3 separate regions of the Homo sapiens genome follow, and all the other regions are linked to region 1. A link is a loop called in an ENCODE intact Hi-C map of the cell type or tissue named here. Cell type or tissue: heart right ventricle. All regions are shown on one strand.

Evidence for each region. Hi-C counts contacts between places; a loop is a spot of excess contacts. Peaks named below come from ENCODE experiments on the same cell type or tissue, not always from the same donor. Only the 100,000 strongest peaks of a DNase experiment are listed, where the experiment ranks them.
Region 2: it touches region 1 in a loop (10-fold over the local background); 3 of 110 quality-filtered maps call a loop at or near these places.
Region 3: a loop joins it to region 1, with 9 times the contacts of the local background. A loop is called at or near these places in 13 of 110 quality-filtered maps.

The regions. Positions count from the first base shown.
Region 1 is chr13:43,984,866-43,989,865 of GRCh38, reverse strand. LOC105370182 (a long non-coding RNA gene) reads left to right here. Exons shown (of 6, transcript XR_941918.3): 5 at 3,039-3,165; 6 at 3,246-3,288. Among named protein-coding and RNA genes, the nearest start is that of NRAD1, 35 kb to the left of the region's middle. In heart right ventricle, a CTCF peak has its summit at 2,943; no DNase peak of the experiment used is centred here; H3K27ac peaks cover 2,117 bases.
Region 2 is chr13:44,106,179-44,111,178 of GRCh38, reverse strand. It overlaps LINC00390 (long intergenic non-protein coding RNA 390), which reads left to right. Exons shown (of 4, transcript NR_132368.1): 3 at 3,962-4,087; 4 at 4,722-5,000. SMIM2-AS1 (SMIM2 antisense RNA 1) reads right to left here and starts at 630. Exons shown (of 5, transcript NR_104065.1): 1 at 567-630. In heart right ventricle, no CTCF peak of the experiment used is centred here; a DNase peak (open chromatin) is centred at 2,623; H3K27ac peaks cover 4,795 bases.
Region 3 is chr13:43,908,670-43,913,669 of GRCh38, reverse strand. No RefSeq gene overlaps it. Among named protein-coding and RNA genes, the nearest start is that of LACC1, 31 kb to the right of the region's middle. In heart right ventricle, no CTCF peak of the experiment used is centred here; no DNase peak of the experiment used is centred here; H3K27ac peaks cover 633 bases.

The DNA of each region.
Region 1 (5,000 bases):
CTATTTCTTATATGTATATTCTATTCTTCATCTGAACTTGAGATGCTCCCAAACGATGCCCAAATTTGGTACAGTTAAATGAAGTCAAGCAGGAGGAATTCTCAAAAAAATCATTTTATCCAAAATAGCAGTAAGTCTCATATTGGAAGGTCACCAGCAAAGACTATCAAAAAAACAGAATTTTAAAATTCTTAGTTAGGACCTACATGATATGCTTTAGCGGCACCAAAATTTATTCCTGAAGCTAAACTATTATTTTGTGTGACTGTTCTGCAACCAGTCATGAACTTCTTGGGGACAGAGACTGTTTGTTATTCATTATGTGTCCTCAGCACTTAGCCCACTGACAGGCATATAGTGAAATTTTAACACATGTATACCGAAAAAATAGATTGCGAAAAGTTGTCTTTTCTGAATTGTGCTGGATGCAAGTTCAGAGAAAGCAAAGGCAAAAGCCAAAAGCACACACTATTGCTGACTTTTGAAAGTAATGGGTTGGCCAGGTGGGGTGGCTCACACCTGTAATCCTAGCACTTTGGGAGGCCAAGGCGGGTGGATTGCCTGAGCTCAGGAGTTTGAGACCAGCCTGGGCAATATGGTGAAACCCCATCTCTACTAAAATACAAAAAAAAATTAGCTGGGCATGGTGGTGGGCGCCTGTAATCCCAACTACTTGGGAGGCTGAGACAGGAGAATCACTTGAGCCCAGGAGGTGGAAGTTGCAGTGAGCCGAGATCGCGCCACTGCACTCCAGCCTGGGCGACAGAGCAAGACTCCATCTCAAAAACAAAAAGAAAAAAAAAGAAAGTAATGGGTTAAAAGACTACAAGCATGTGTGTGTTGTAATGGACCTAGAATGTCGTAAAATATATTAAGATTTGGGCCCTGGTGGTGGGGCCGGGGGGAGCCGGGAGAAGCACTCTGCAGAAAGAACCTTCTTGTCCTTTGTTAACTATAAAATCCTCAGCTCTCCGGGGAAGTAGCCCTCCTTTGGTGGAACTCCCTGGAACATAGGGTTCACTTGAGGGGCATTTACCAGTCAGCCCATATTCTCTGGGGAAGAACAGCAGGCAAAGTAATGCTAAGCTGATGGGCCTCTTAGGCCTGAGGAATTCAGGGATGACTACCTAGGTGGCTCAATGGCAGCAGAAGCTGTGGGAAATGGACAAATGGACAAAACTGGTGTGAGTTTTTAAGCAATACCCAACTTACCTTTCTTGGTGACATTTTACAACATGTGGCTTTTTTTGCTTGATTTACAGTCACATCCAAATCACTGCTGAAGCAGCTCTTCTGCTTCCTACTCCTAAATGCTAAATACCTTGGCAAGTTTGGCACATTCTTTACCGATATTACTCATAAATCTTTTCACTAGAGACTTTGACATTTCTTAAGTAATGCCTGAGATGACAAATTAGCTTGGAGTCAATCTTCCCATCTATTTTTATGCAAAGTTTGTTTCCATTTGACTATAAATAGAAAAAAAAATGGGGAAAAAAGATAACTAGGAAAATTGATTTTTAAAATTCTCACATTAAACCAGGTTATAAATGGATGGAAAACTGGGCTTGAAGGTTGACATTGAGCAGGTTACTTAGTCTCTTGCTGTCTCAGTTGTATCATCTGTCAAAGAGTAAGATTGGATTCAATAATTAAATTGTCATTTTAGGATTGGCACAAGGAAAATGAAATTTCCTAGCAGCCTTAAATTTTTTAAAATTAATTTTCTATTAAATTTTAACATATATATAAAGAAAAGTGGCATATTGGCCAGGCACGGTGGCTCACACCTGTAATCCAAGCACTTCGGGAGGCTGAGGTGGGCAGATCACCTGAAGTCGGGAGTTTGAGACCAGCCTGACCAACATGGAAAAACACTGTCTCTACTAAAAATACAAAATTAGCCTAGTGTGGTGGCACATTCCTGTAATCCCAGCTACTTGGGAGGCTGAGGCAGGAGAATTGCTTGAATCTGGGAGGTGAAGGTTGCAGTGAGCCGAGATCGTGCCATTACACTCCAGCCTGGGCAACAAGAGTGAAACTCCATCTCAAAAAAAAAAAAAAGAAAGAAAAATGGCATATTATGATGATCTCGCTTAATGAATTATCACAAAAAGAACTCAACCATCTAAGCACAACCTTGATGAAGAAATCAAGTATTACTAGCATCTCAAGCCTCTCTCATGGCCCATCAAGTCCCCACCCTGCTCAGCCTTTTCCAAACATAAACACTCATCATTACTTCTAAAATCACAAATTAGTTTGCTTTTGAACTTTATAAAAATGAAATTATACCATATGTTTTTTAACGTCTGTAAGACATATATTGGTCTATAATTTGGCGCTAATCAAAATTCAGATTTATCAACATAGGTGACCAAGGTTTTGGGCCTTCGTGCTTAAGCCTTTATGTCATTCAGAATTACTCCATATGTGGGGAGGGAAATGACTCTATGTATTATGAGCTGAAAGATATTTAATGTACATAATTAGAGTTTCACATAACCATTGAAAGAGCTGGGGAGGCAAAGGTCAAGAAGGCCACTTTAGGAGACCTGGTGGTATAGTGATCACAGAGAAGCCACCACTGATGACATCGGCTGCCTGTCCACGGGAACCCGGAGCCAAAGGAAGCCCTCAGTGAAGATCTCAGCTCCCCAGCCAAACTGTTGCAAGAAAAAAACACCTTCTCCTTCTCTTCCACCTTTGAAATCTCATGTGAATTCTTCCTACTGGCAGCTTTAACCCAGAATCCGATTCAGGAAAACGTTCTGTGACCTAGGGAAAAAGAACACTGAGAAGGGCAATGAAGACACAGAGCTAAAAGCAGATAATGTGGCCAACACTTAGTTATAAACTAGCTGGTGGAAGCAAATTGACCTCTCTGCATTTCTAATCTTCTAGTCTCTCCTAAGTCTTCAGATCCATTTCCAATACAAATCCTATAGTGCCCTCCTTAGGGATACTTAAAAGCCTGCTTCTATGTTACTTCTTTCAAAACCAGTGAGTGACTTAGAAGGTCTTCTCTTTTATTGCAGATGCGTAGAGCAGCTTCTGAAGATCAGCAGGCCTGTGCAGCATCATCTGAGGGTCCCCAGAATTAAAGCAACATGAAACCCTTCATACTGAGTGTGGCCACTTCCCACTGACCATGACTCACAAATGGTGAGGCCACCTGACAGCGTTGAAGATAATTACTATTCATCCTCTTCTGCTAATAGAAACTATTTTCTCCCCTAATCTAGGTTTCCAATTTTAGAAGCTGCCCTGTCCTCATAAAAGAATTACCAGGAAGGTAGGAGGTTTGTTTGTTTGCTTTTCTGTGCATCTAAGTACCCTGACAATCTAATCTCTGGAGAGTCTCAGTAACCAGGCAACACAAGTCATGCTCCAATTGTGCGGTCCTCAATCCACTTTTCCTGTGCTATTCCAGTTCAAAGTAAGAATACCAAAGCCAGAACTGCAGAAGATAAATGTGGATCTTTATTACTACAAGCAGATAACGGGGTCTGCCCCCTCTTCTTATTGCTGAGTAGAAATTCTGAGGCAAGTGCTTTTAAAAAGACTAGAACAGCACATTTTACCTAAGAATAAGATTATAGCTAGTAACCTGTTTTTCTTACAAAAAAAGAAAATGGAAGGAGATAGCTTTTGTCTGGTGACAGTTTATTTTAACCCAGATGCTTCCTCCACTTGTAATTTGGCCTCATTTGTGTTTTCAGAAACATCACCAATTCAGACGGGTTTCTTGGGTAAGGACTTAATGGACAAGGTTAAACACAGCTGTTCTGGTGCCTGAAATCCTTAAGAGTCTAGCAGGACCGGAGCAAGTAAAATAAACTCAGAAAGAGCTGTCTGGATCAGTGTTTCTAGAGACAAAATGAGTATAAATGAGCATGGAGTCAACAGGCCTCCTGGGTCAAGGTCAGAGGCAACCTGGGGACACGGATTAACAGCGGAAGAACACTGCCTATAGTACATTTGCTATGAGACAGCACAGAATTGGACATTCTGGCCTTTAATCATCAGGCTATCACAAGGAAAAGTGGTCCAGATTTAGTACTGTGTCAGCACTTTTTATAATAAATGCTTCATTTACTAGGAATTTAGCTATCGAGTTGCAGATGATAAAAATGACACTCAAATGCAAGGTCAAACAGCAAACATTTATAATTCCTGTCTATTAGCTAAATACACAGTCCTAATTATCCAGGTGAAAGGGGTAATTGTTTTCCCAAACAGTGCCTCAATCTCCAGTGATTTACAAAGCACTTTTACACACATCATCTCGTCACAGTGGTGTGTATGCCCTTGTTACACAGATGGATTGAACTGGAAATTGTTTCATTTGCCAGTTTTAAGTATCTTCCTTTTCCCTGTGGGTGGTTTCTGTAAGGCCTGATGGACATATTATCATCTGGATCTTCCAGGCAATGACACCTCTAAAGAGGCCGATGAACTAGAACTATCAGTTCTAACACCTTAGGCAAGAATCCCTCAATCTCTCTGGGTTTCAGCTTCTTCATGTGTATACTGTAGATATGTTGTCAAAATTGTGCTAATCTTCACCAACTAATAAGAAATGATAAGAATGAGATTTTGTGGATATGGGACTTTAATATACAGTGAGAGGAATATAAATCAGCATGACTTTTTGCTGGTGTTATGTAATAAAATGTAAAACGTACATACCATTTCATGCAGAAAATTTATATCCAAGAATCTATCCCAATGAGGTAGTTACATAAATATGCAAGTATACACAAGATGTTCATCACAATTAGAAACAACCAAAATGTCCACCAACATGAGACTAGTTCAAAAAGATACGAGGTATTCATACAAGAGACTTTATGCATCCACTGAAAAGAATCATGTAATTCATATTGGTTGACTCAAATAGAAGCTCCATCACATATTTTCAAGACAAAAGGAATTACAAAGCAGTATGGTTGATATAATCCCATTTATGTGCAAATCAAATAAATTCCAGATTTCAC
Region 2 (5,000 bases), 120 kb before region 1:
GATAGGTCAGTCACTTAAAAACAAAATAAAACAAAACAAACAAATCCTCTGTTCAATATTCCCCTCTATAAAGTGGACACAATAATAATAAGTATGCATAAGGATGTTGCGAAGGTTAGATGAGAAAGTGCAAATGAAATGTCTGATACTTCATAGAAGTGTGTTATAAAAGAGAAAAATATATATACGATTTTTGAACTCCTTGTAATAGAATAATATATTTCTCAGGTTCAAGAAGTTGGGAAAGAGTTAATCACAACAGAATTGTCACCATGCTAAGAGAGAGAGCAAGTGATTTTACTACTAGAAGCCAGTATGAACCCAATAACACAGTATGGGGAAGAGAACATCTAACCAATGCATAATAATTAGGATATTGTTGAGAACCGAGCCCTCCGAGCTTCTACATGCCTTTAACAATTAGTAGGTCAATGACCTTGCTCAGTGGATCTCCACTCATATGGGAGGCACCAGCAAAATGAAGAAAAACCCGCAGACGCTCTTGTAGGAAATGCAATTAAAGTGGAAAGGCCTAAAATAACATTTCCATTGTGCCCCTCACTTACATTGGAGAGTCAGGGCCAGACTGGGAGGCTGGCAGGGAAACAGCTTGGCACTGCAGGCCACCTGGGGTCCATTTGCCAACAGGACTTGTGGCTAACATCCTTTGATAACAAATTTCCCAGAGTCACAGGGCTCTTTTAGATCACCATGATTCCGGGTCACAAGACGGATGGGAAGCCACAGAGCCCCGGGTCCTTTCCGTGAAGTTAAATATTACACCATCCATAATGAAACATCTTTGTATCTCCTCGTGGCCACAATTACTTAGTCACTGATTATACAATAAACTCTTCAGAAATAATTCACAAAGATGAGAAATCAAACCCCACCCTTTTATGTTCTGAGGCATGAACCAGCTCCACCTCTTGAGAGAGGGAGGTAAAGCCTGTTGCACATCTTCAGCCCATGGTATTTTCCGGCAAATGTGGAAGACCCTCAATATTGGAAGGTGATCTGCAGTTCCACAGGGAGACAGTACAATGGGTGCCTGCCTGGGAATGGCAGTGCCTGGCTTCAGATACGATTTCAACCGATCAGCTGTATAGCACTGGGCAAATTACTTAATTTCCTAGGCATCTCAGTTTCCTTATTCACCAAATGGCAGTAATAATTGCACCTACTTCATAAGGTTGTTGGACCTGGCACACTGTAGTTGCTAAATAACCGTCAACTATAATGCCCATTCTCCTGAGTCGTTCACCTTTTCGATAGCCTAGCAAAAAGTTCTTTGAAAAAATGACAACTACCAAACAAAAGGCATATTTCATATAGACAAAATAACTCACATTGTCTCTTACACATGATAGGGACCTTGCCCATGATTGTGGCCCTTACATAATCTGGATAACCATTTGGGTTTTTATTGCTATGTGGTGCTTCTTCTGCAAATGGTATTGTCCTTTGTGAAACCCACTGCTTTTACCTTATCATTGGCAAATACTTTTGGGGTTTACTCGAAATGTATTCACTGGCATGGGGAGTATGGATGAGGTCCCTCCTTCATGGAACTTAGATTCTGGTTAGGTAAGGGGTAACAATAAAGCTTAAGAAGTTTTAGGATCCCAAACTCAGAGTTCAAGGGGCTCATGTGTGAGGAACTCTAGGGGGAGGAAGAAAAGAAGTAAAGTTTAAGCTCAAAATTGAAGGCGGCTGAGAGTTTTGCTTGAGAAAGTGCCCCAGGTGGGTGGAAGAATGTGGTTCCAATACCTAAAAGGAAAAGAAGCTTGGAGTTGAGAGGAGCCGAGGCCTTCCACCCACCTGCAGCAATGTCAGGCGGTAAGAGGATGATGGTCAGGCTGACCTAGGCTTGGAGACCACATCAAAGGGTCAGGCTTGATCCCAAAAGTATCAAGGAATCACGGAAGGGTTTCACACTGGGAGTGAAATGGTCTGACCTGAGGTGAGGCTGGATCATCTTGGCTGCTCTGTGAGGCAGGAGAGAATGTGGGGATCCTGGTGGGAGGCTGTGGCTGTCAAGTCGGCACAAGTGCACCATCTTTTAATGATTCTGGCCCAGACTTGGGTGGTTTGGAGGTAAAGAGGTAGATAGATTTGAGAAACATTTAAACATTTGGCTTAAAACTAAAGCTAGCCCTCCCTGCCCCACAAATCAGGATAAGTAGCAACATTAACCTATAGTCGGCCCTTCTGCTACCAACACCCAGGACGTTTTTAGTTTGGAAAAAGAAGGGACCTGGTATCTAAAGTGCAGCTTGGGGGTTTTCTACTGAGGTCAATGACCTGCACTGCTCTGCCTGACCCATTGCCACCTCAGACACTGAAGCCTGCTCAGCCTCCTCTCACCCTAATTACACTTATCATGCAAAGCCCTAATACAGCCAGGAAGGGCTCAACACCAGTCCCTCTAGCCAAACAATCAGCAAACTAAGATAACTTTAAAGAGTGTCAAGCCCAACTTTATGACTCCTTCATAGGCACCAAGGGCATTGTCTCAGCAGCCTCAGCCACCAGACAGGATGGCCCAGGGCTGCTTGTTCCTTGACCTGCTAGGACCAACTGTGACTCATCTATTTACTGCAGAGCAAAGGTAACTTGGGTTGCACAAGTTGACAGCTGTCTCCCAGGTGACAATCAGTACTGGAAATAAAGGCACTGGGCTTTAACTGGAAAAGTTTCTACTGGCATAGACCCAGGCTGGATGAGGCAGGGACGTGAGAGATGGCATGCACGTATTTTAAAGAACTGGGGTCCTCACAGCTGACTGGCTATTTCAAGTCACTCTTGTTATTATCTCACTGAGCAGCTTGGAGCCTAGTGATGTCACTTATATGTGCTCTGTTATTTACAGTTTGGATATTTTAGGCCCACAACCGTACTTCCTTTCTTGGCAGAAGGAAGATTAGGAGCAGCAATAATATTATAGTAATATTGGTATCATTTATTAATGGGATAGTCTATTCTGAAAGCAGTATGTCACTCAGGTTATACACATTGTCTGTAACCCAGGGTTCACAACCTAGGGTTCGCTTAGGAATCTCCCAGGAATCTTCAAAATACTGGTGCCTGGGTCTACTCTCCAAAGACTGATTGGGTAGGACCAGGGCATTGGCATGTTAAGGCTCGCCAGGGAATTCTAATGTGTACTTAAGGTCGAGAAACAGCTTTCATCATCACAACAACCTGCAAGGTAGGGATTTTTAGCTTCATTGGATAGATAAAGAAAATAGGGCCCAGGGACAACAGACAACTTGTGCAAGTACAAGATCAGGGACTTCAACCTTGGATCTGTCTGGCCACCAATCCCTGCTGCCAATTTGCTTCACGTGTGTTTCATGAATCCGTAGGTAAAGAGTAAACAGACAGAGCACACAGATGAGGAAAAGGGAGCCCAGGGCAGCAGCACCCCACAGGAGCTTCGTGCACAGGAGGCTCCACCACCACCCTGAGCCTGCTGTGCAGCATGGGGGTCACCTGCAGGTGAGGGTTCCAAAAGGAGAGTAGCCCAAGTTAGCAAATAATGGGTCTTCATGGTTGCAGCACCACCTGGCTTCTGTCCAATCCTCAGAAGCTGGCGCAGAGGAGAGATATTTGGTGGAAAGTTGAACGGGTCATGGCCCGGCTAGGGCAGTAGCCCCATGCACACTCAGTTACCTACAGTATCTGCAGAGAGATGAACTTCCTTCCCTAGTGTCTGCCTTCTCATCCTGCACTGTGTCAGCTCAGGGCTTGCACCAGGTTCTCTGGGCTGCCTCTAAATCGTACTTGAAGATGTTGGGGTTAACTCAAGAAAGTCGTGTTGATTGATATATACTGTCGAATGGGAAGGAAGCATCCTCTGATTCTTGTTTCCCCAACCTAGAGCACCTTTAGCCATAACTGCCGAAGTAAATATAATCAGGTGGGATTCTGAAACTGCATCTTCCTTCTCCTCTGCTAGGAACCCACCAGGGCAGAGCCTCAGCTCTCAGCCTCCCGGAATGAACCATGAACCCAAAGCAAAGAGCAGAACTCCTTTGACACCTCCAGCTTCACAGACAAAGATGAATCTCCTAAGGCATTTCTGGTATCGTTGCTACCAATGACTGAAAGAGCATCAAAGTCTGAGGGGTGGCAGAGGAGAGGGGAAGTTTCTGTAGTCAGGTAGGAGGTGTCTGGCCCTCTCTGTACTCCAGATCTAAACCCTACTCTAATACTCCCCACAAAGGCTTGGATTGGCCACTTTTGTTCATTTATTCACTCAACATTTATGAAGTTTATAGCACTAGGGATTCTTAGCAGAGTAAAACCGAATGCTGACCTTAAGTAGCTCACAGTTTAGCAGGAGAGAAGTCACCTAAAGGGCAAGTGTGATGTCAGAGGAAAGCACGGGTGTGGTGGGAACACAGGAGGTAGGAGGGTGGGTGTCCTAGAGGGGCAATTCCTGACTTGGGACTTATGAATGCCTAGCAGGAGTCGGCCAAGGGGAGAGTGGGGGAAACAGTTTTCTAAGTGGAGGGGGCACCTTCAGCAAAAGAGCAAAGATTCTGTTCTTTGCCTCAATAAAGGGTGCTCCTTGTTGAAAGGTCACCTTGGCTTAGCTCCAGAAACTCTTCCTTCTCTGGACTTCAGGGACTTGGACTTCTTTCTCTGCATTCAGGCCAAAGGGCTGAGTCTAAGTGAGACTAAATTCCTAACTCAGACTTTTTTTTCTTCAACAGAAACATGCAGTTCTGAAGTCTGGCCAGCCACACCAAAGAGCTTTTCGCAAGAAGGCACAGGCCAGGTAGAGGCAGCTGTGCAGTGGGAGGACTGTGATGTTTTGGACTAGAAAATAAGACGCAAATGAGGCCAAAAAAACACAGGCACTGCATAAAGGTGTCTTCTCCCCACTTTATAAGCCTTATGTGTGATAATATTCAATGCCACAGCAAGGCAAGCAAATAGGTCCTTGGAGGGAGGGATAGCTGGATTTTAATCCTGGCTCTACACTAAGGTCT
Region 3 (5,000 bases), 76 kb after region 1:
ATGTATGCTTGCCAAAATGGTTAATTTACCATTGACTATCAGTTTGCCCTCTTTCGAAATGTCCTATCTTTGAATCTCACTGCGTCTTGCCTGTACAATAACCCCTCTCTGTTTTGTATCACCAGTTTTCCCTATTTCCTGCATCTTTGTTTTTGCACATAAAAATACTGTGATTTCTCCCATCTTAAAAAAGAACAACAACAATAACAACGAAAGCCTCTTTTGGTTTCACAGCTCTTTGTAGATACTGCCTCTTTTCTTGTTCCTTTTGTAGCAGTGGACCTCAAAGACACAGTGCACATTCATCTCTCCATTTCTTCGTCTCCTGTTCTGTCTTGAAGATTCCTATCAGAGTCCCCCCACATTTCAGTGAAGCTACTACTATAATGGCGGTAACTCCATTAACTTCCACATTGCCAATCCAAATGTCAATCTTGGTTGTAGCCAATTGTCCTCCTTTTTGAAATACTTTCTCAATTCAGCTTCCAAAGCACTGCTCTATCCTGCTTGCCCTTCTCCCTCTCTGGCTGTTCCTCCTCAACCTTCCTTCCTTCCTGAACCCTCCCTGTCTTCCCTACCTCTAACTGTTGGAGTGCCCCAGGCTGAGTCCTCACACATCTCTTCACTAACCACGTTATTCTTCAGATGATCTCACTTACTCTATCCTTTAAATACCATCTATGTTCAGATGATTCCAATATGTCAGTATGTCCAGGCCTTTCCTGATTATCCTGTCTAAAATAGCACTCCCTCCTGTCATTTTCTATTCCCTTCCCTTACATTTTGTGACAGCACTTACTTTTTAGCAGTGACTTTATATTATATGTCTATTTGTTTATTTGCTTATTGTGTACCTCCCTGACTAGAATGTAATCCCATGAGGGCGGGGACTTGGTTTTATTCTCTGCTATATCCCAGCACAGAGAATAAGGTGATGGTGGTATGGTATATATTAGGTATTCAATAAGTATTTGTTAAGTGAATCATTAATGTCCAAATTTATTCTTTCAAATCATTGAGCACTCATTTATGTTATGTAACAGTGCAAAGCAAGCAATAGCTTTAGCTCTAAGAGTGGGATCACTGCAGGCTGCCTGGGTTATTTACCACACAGCACGCGGAGGTGAAGGGCACAATGGTGAGAGGGTGGAGAAGTGGCAGCAATTCTAATTTGTGCCCAAATAAGGGAATGGCAAATCCAGTCTAGTTTAAGACAGTTGAGGTTGGGATGGGGAAAACAATGGGATGGGTGGGCCTCAGCATAGGGGCACAGCTTCATAACTATCAGGTGAAGAATAGAGACAACAGGACTCCAAATACAAACAAGGCAATCCAGAGAAACTATCAGATGTTCTGAAGCAGAAGAAAATTTGCCTAGCCCACAGGCGACCCACAGGAACCCAGAGCCTGGTTCCTTGATTTCCGCATAGGCTCATGGCCACCTGCAGATGCTGGATGCTCAATCCAGAATCAGCTGTGGGGATAGGGCTGGGGCAGGTTCTCTGGGGAATGCAAAAATAAATATAATCTCTACCTTCAAAGAGGCTGCAGATTTATAGGAGATGCTAAGACACAGCTAATAGAAGTAAAAGCATTACGTAACATGTAATGTGCTCAGCAGAGCCGTGAAATCACAGCAAATTATATCTGTAAAGGAGGCTATTTATGGATTGTGTTTAAATATAGAACTAGTCTCTTGGGTGCAAGAAAAAGAACAATTTACTAGTTACATATCTCTTCATTTGCAAAATGTAGGGTTTAGAAAGAATTCTTTTTTATGTTTCCTTCCAGTGCTAAATTGCTATGATTCTTAATTCACATACATGTAAGCCTATATAGGTAAACTTGTATACATAGATAATAAAATCTCATTAATTTGGACTTTGATTATTTTGAACTTATGACCAACCATCAAAGTAAGGCTAGTTGAATTTTCATTTTATTTTATCAGTAATATTAGTAGCTTGTTCAAAAAGAGTGTAGACAAATTATAAAAGGAATGCTTACCAACTTTAAAGAACAAACTGTTTTCAAAGCATTTAGAACTCCTATTTGCAAACAAATAGCTGAAGTGGATGTCAGCCACTTGGACTGATGTTTTGATGCATTTCATACAGATCCCTGAACTAGGGCCGCTTGGAGAGAAGGGAGTTGACACACCAGGTCCCTGACCCTCATCTCACCTCAGAGCACCAGGAAGCCAGAGCTTGCCTTGACTGAGGACAAAACCAGAGGAAATCATTTGCAGAAGCACCGGGCCTGGCAGATTATGCCCTGAGCCTCCTGCTGTATTTCTTGCTTTGGCAGAACAAACTTTTTTAACAAAGAAGATGCAGTCTTCTTTAGGTTATTGTGTAAAATTCATCCATTGAAAATGTTTCTTGAATGTCTACTACATTTATCGAATGTGCAGGAGGCACTATTATATATCCTTATTACATTATAGATTTTCAGTACCAAGTGTTTATTTCATTTACAGCTCTTGAGGATATATTTTATCTTATTATTCACAGTTAATTGTAATAAAAGTTTCAATTGTATTACCTCAAAAGGCTACATGTGGACCTCACAGGCAAATGGGGATGTTACTAAAAGGAGAAACAAGGGTGATTATGTAATACTAAAATTTATCAAAAGCTTTTATGACTAAGGTCAGAAAAGCTGAAAATCAAAATGAGATGCAAATTGAAAAATGCCAGGAAGGGAATGAAAAAACAGAATCTGGAAACCACAGAAGTAAAAATTTTCATTATACCTTAGACAAATCATCACAAAGTTGATCCCAAATTGAAGATACATATAAGAAAGTAGTGGGAGGCCGAGGCGGGCGGATCACAAGGTCAGGAGATCGAGACCATCCTGGCTAACACGGTGAAACCCCGTCTCTACTAAAAAAAAATACAAAAAATTAGCCGGGCAAGGTGGCGGGTGCCTGTAGTCCCAGCTACTAGGGCGGCTGAGGCAGGAGAATGGCGTGAACCCCGAGGGGCGGAGCCTGCAGTGAGCCGAGATCGCGCCACTGCACTCCAACCTGGGCGACAGCGAGACTCCGTCTCAAAAAAAAAAAAAAAAAAGAAAGTAGTAATAGGAATTATACAACCCCCCTCAGATGAATTTAGTCACCCTCTGTGACTGAGCCAAAAGGCTAATCAAGAGAGGCCAAGGTCTTCAATCTCCCTTGAACGCACCAAAGTCATTCGAACCAGATGTTTTTCCTGATGCTGCTTTCTTCACCCACTGTCTGACTTTGCAGCTATTGTTCTATCTTCAGATCCTTGCTGCAGTTCTAGCTTCTTGGTGCAGCCCTTCCTAATTCCTCCTACCCAAAATGAGAGCCACTTTCTGGATGCCCCGGAAACCTTACAACATTGCAGTTTACCACTAAATGGTTCTCTAGTGAGTATGGAGTTCTTCTGGATTAGGCTACAAATACCTTACTTGCAGAATTCATACTGTAAACATTTTAGTGATTTATTAACTTGTAAGAAAAGTCTTACAAGACATAAAAATTTAGTCATATTAAGTAAATATTGAATGAATGGCATTTGTCAAAAATAAAAACTGTAGAAAAATAAAACCACTTTGGAAAATTTGGGATGTAAGGTTCATAATACCCATTGCACCTAACTCCTTATAAGACATAAAGGAGGCACTTTTGGCTGACAAATCGATTGATGAATGAATGGTAGTAAGAAAGTTTTCTTTACTGAGACCTTTCATTCTAACCTACATATTAATGTATGAAATTGATTAGTGCAAATAATCATACAGTCATCTCAAAGTAAACTCAAAACATTCACCACCACCACCACTACCACCACCACCCCCTAAAAGCTGCTCAGCCTCCTGTATCCTTTTATGCCTAGTTAAAGGCATCACTCCTCACTCAGTGACCTAAGCCAGGAACCTGGCAGTCACAAAGTACTTTCTCCTTATTCCCATATTTGATTCCTCACCAAATTCTGTTGACTGTCTCAGATCCATCCCTGCCTCTCCTTCAGCACAGATTTTACTTGGTTCAGGCCTTAACATCCCCACCCACCCAGACTCTAGGGTTATTTCCCAGCTGGTTGCACATATCTGGTCTCACCTCTCTCCAATCCATGCCACATCCAGCCAGAGAGGATCTAAAATGCAAATCTGTTCACATCATCCCCTTTCTGTATCTTGTAATGGTTCTAATGCCTAAAAGATAAAGTCCTAACTTCTTTGCATGTCCTTCAAGGGCCCTTTTAATCTGGTTTCAGCCTTTCTTTTTAAAATCAACTTTGGCCACTTGCCTATATGCATCATACCTTCTTCCCATCTAAAATTTCAGAGTCTAAAATTGTCAGACTTGAAGTGCCAATGCATTTTATCTCACTGTGTAGGACAATATTTGACCCTGTATCCATTTAAACTAGTTGACTTACCTCTATATCTAAACCAAGGACCAATTTATTTCTTGATCACCTCTGCAAAGCTGATACTTTGGTCACCACGATGGCTGGTAAATGCCCCTAATATAGCAATTATTTGATCGTATACGCATTTAACCTACTAGAACTTCTCTACTGTCAGAAGGGCAGGGAGGGACATAGCAGATGCTGGCATGTGAGGAAAGTATATAGTTTGGCATTTCATATATCAGCATCACCATAACAACCACTCAAATATTTGTTGAACATTGGTGAGTCAATGATGAAAGAGTTTAGAAGAAGGAATTTCAGGGAAATGGAACAGCAGGAGCAGAGGCAGCAGTGAACTTGCAGTAGGCTAAGAACAACCCAAGGTAGTTTTTTTTTTCCCTGACACTGCTAAATTGAAGGTTTTTATAAAGGAGCTAAAGATGAGGAAAGTAGCCAATCTGAATAAGCTGTGACTCAATAAGTAGAAGATGAAACCAAAACATACCTCAAAAACTTCTGCCTGGGAGACTGGAAGATTGGTGACACCTTGATGGAAAACAGTAAGACTGAATTGTACATTCAGACCAGTTCTCACCATCTGAATTTGAAAAA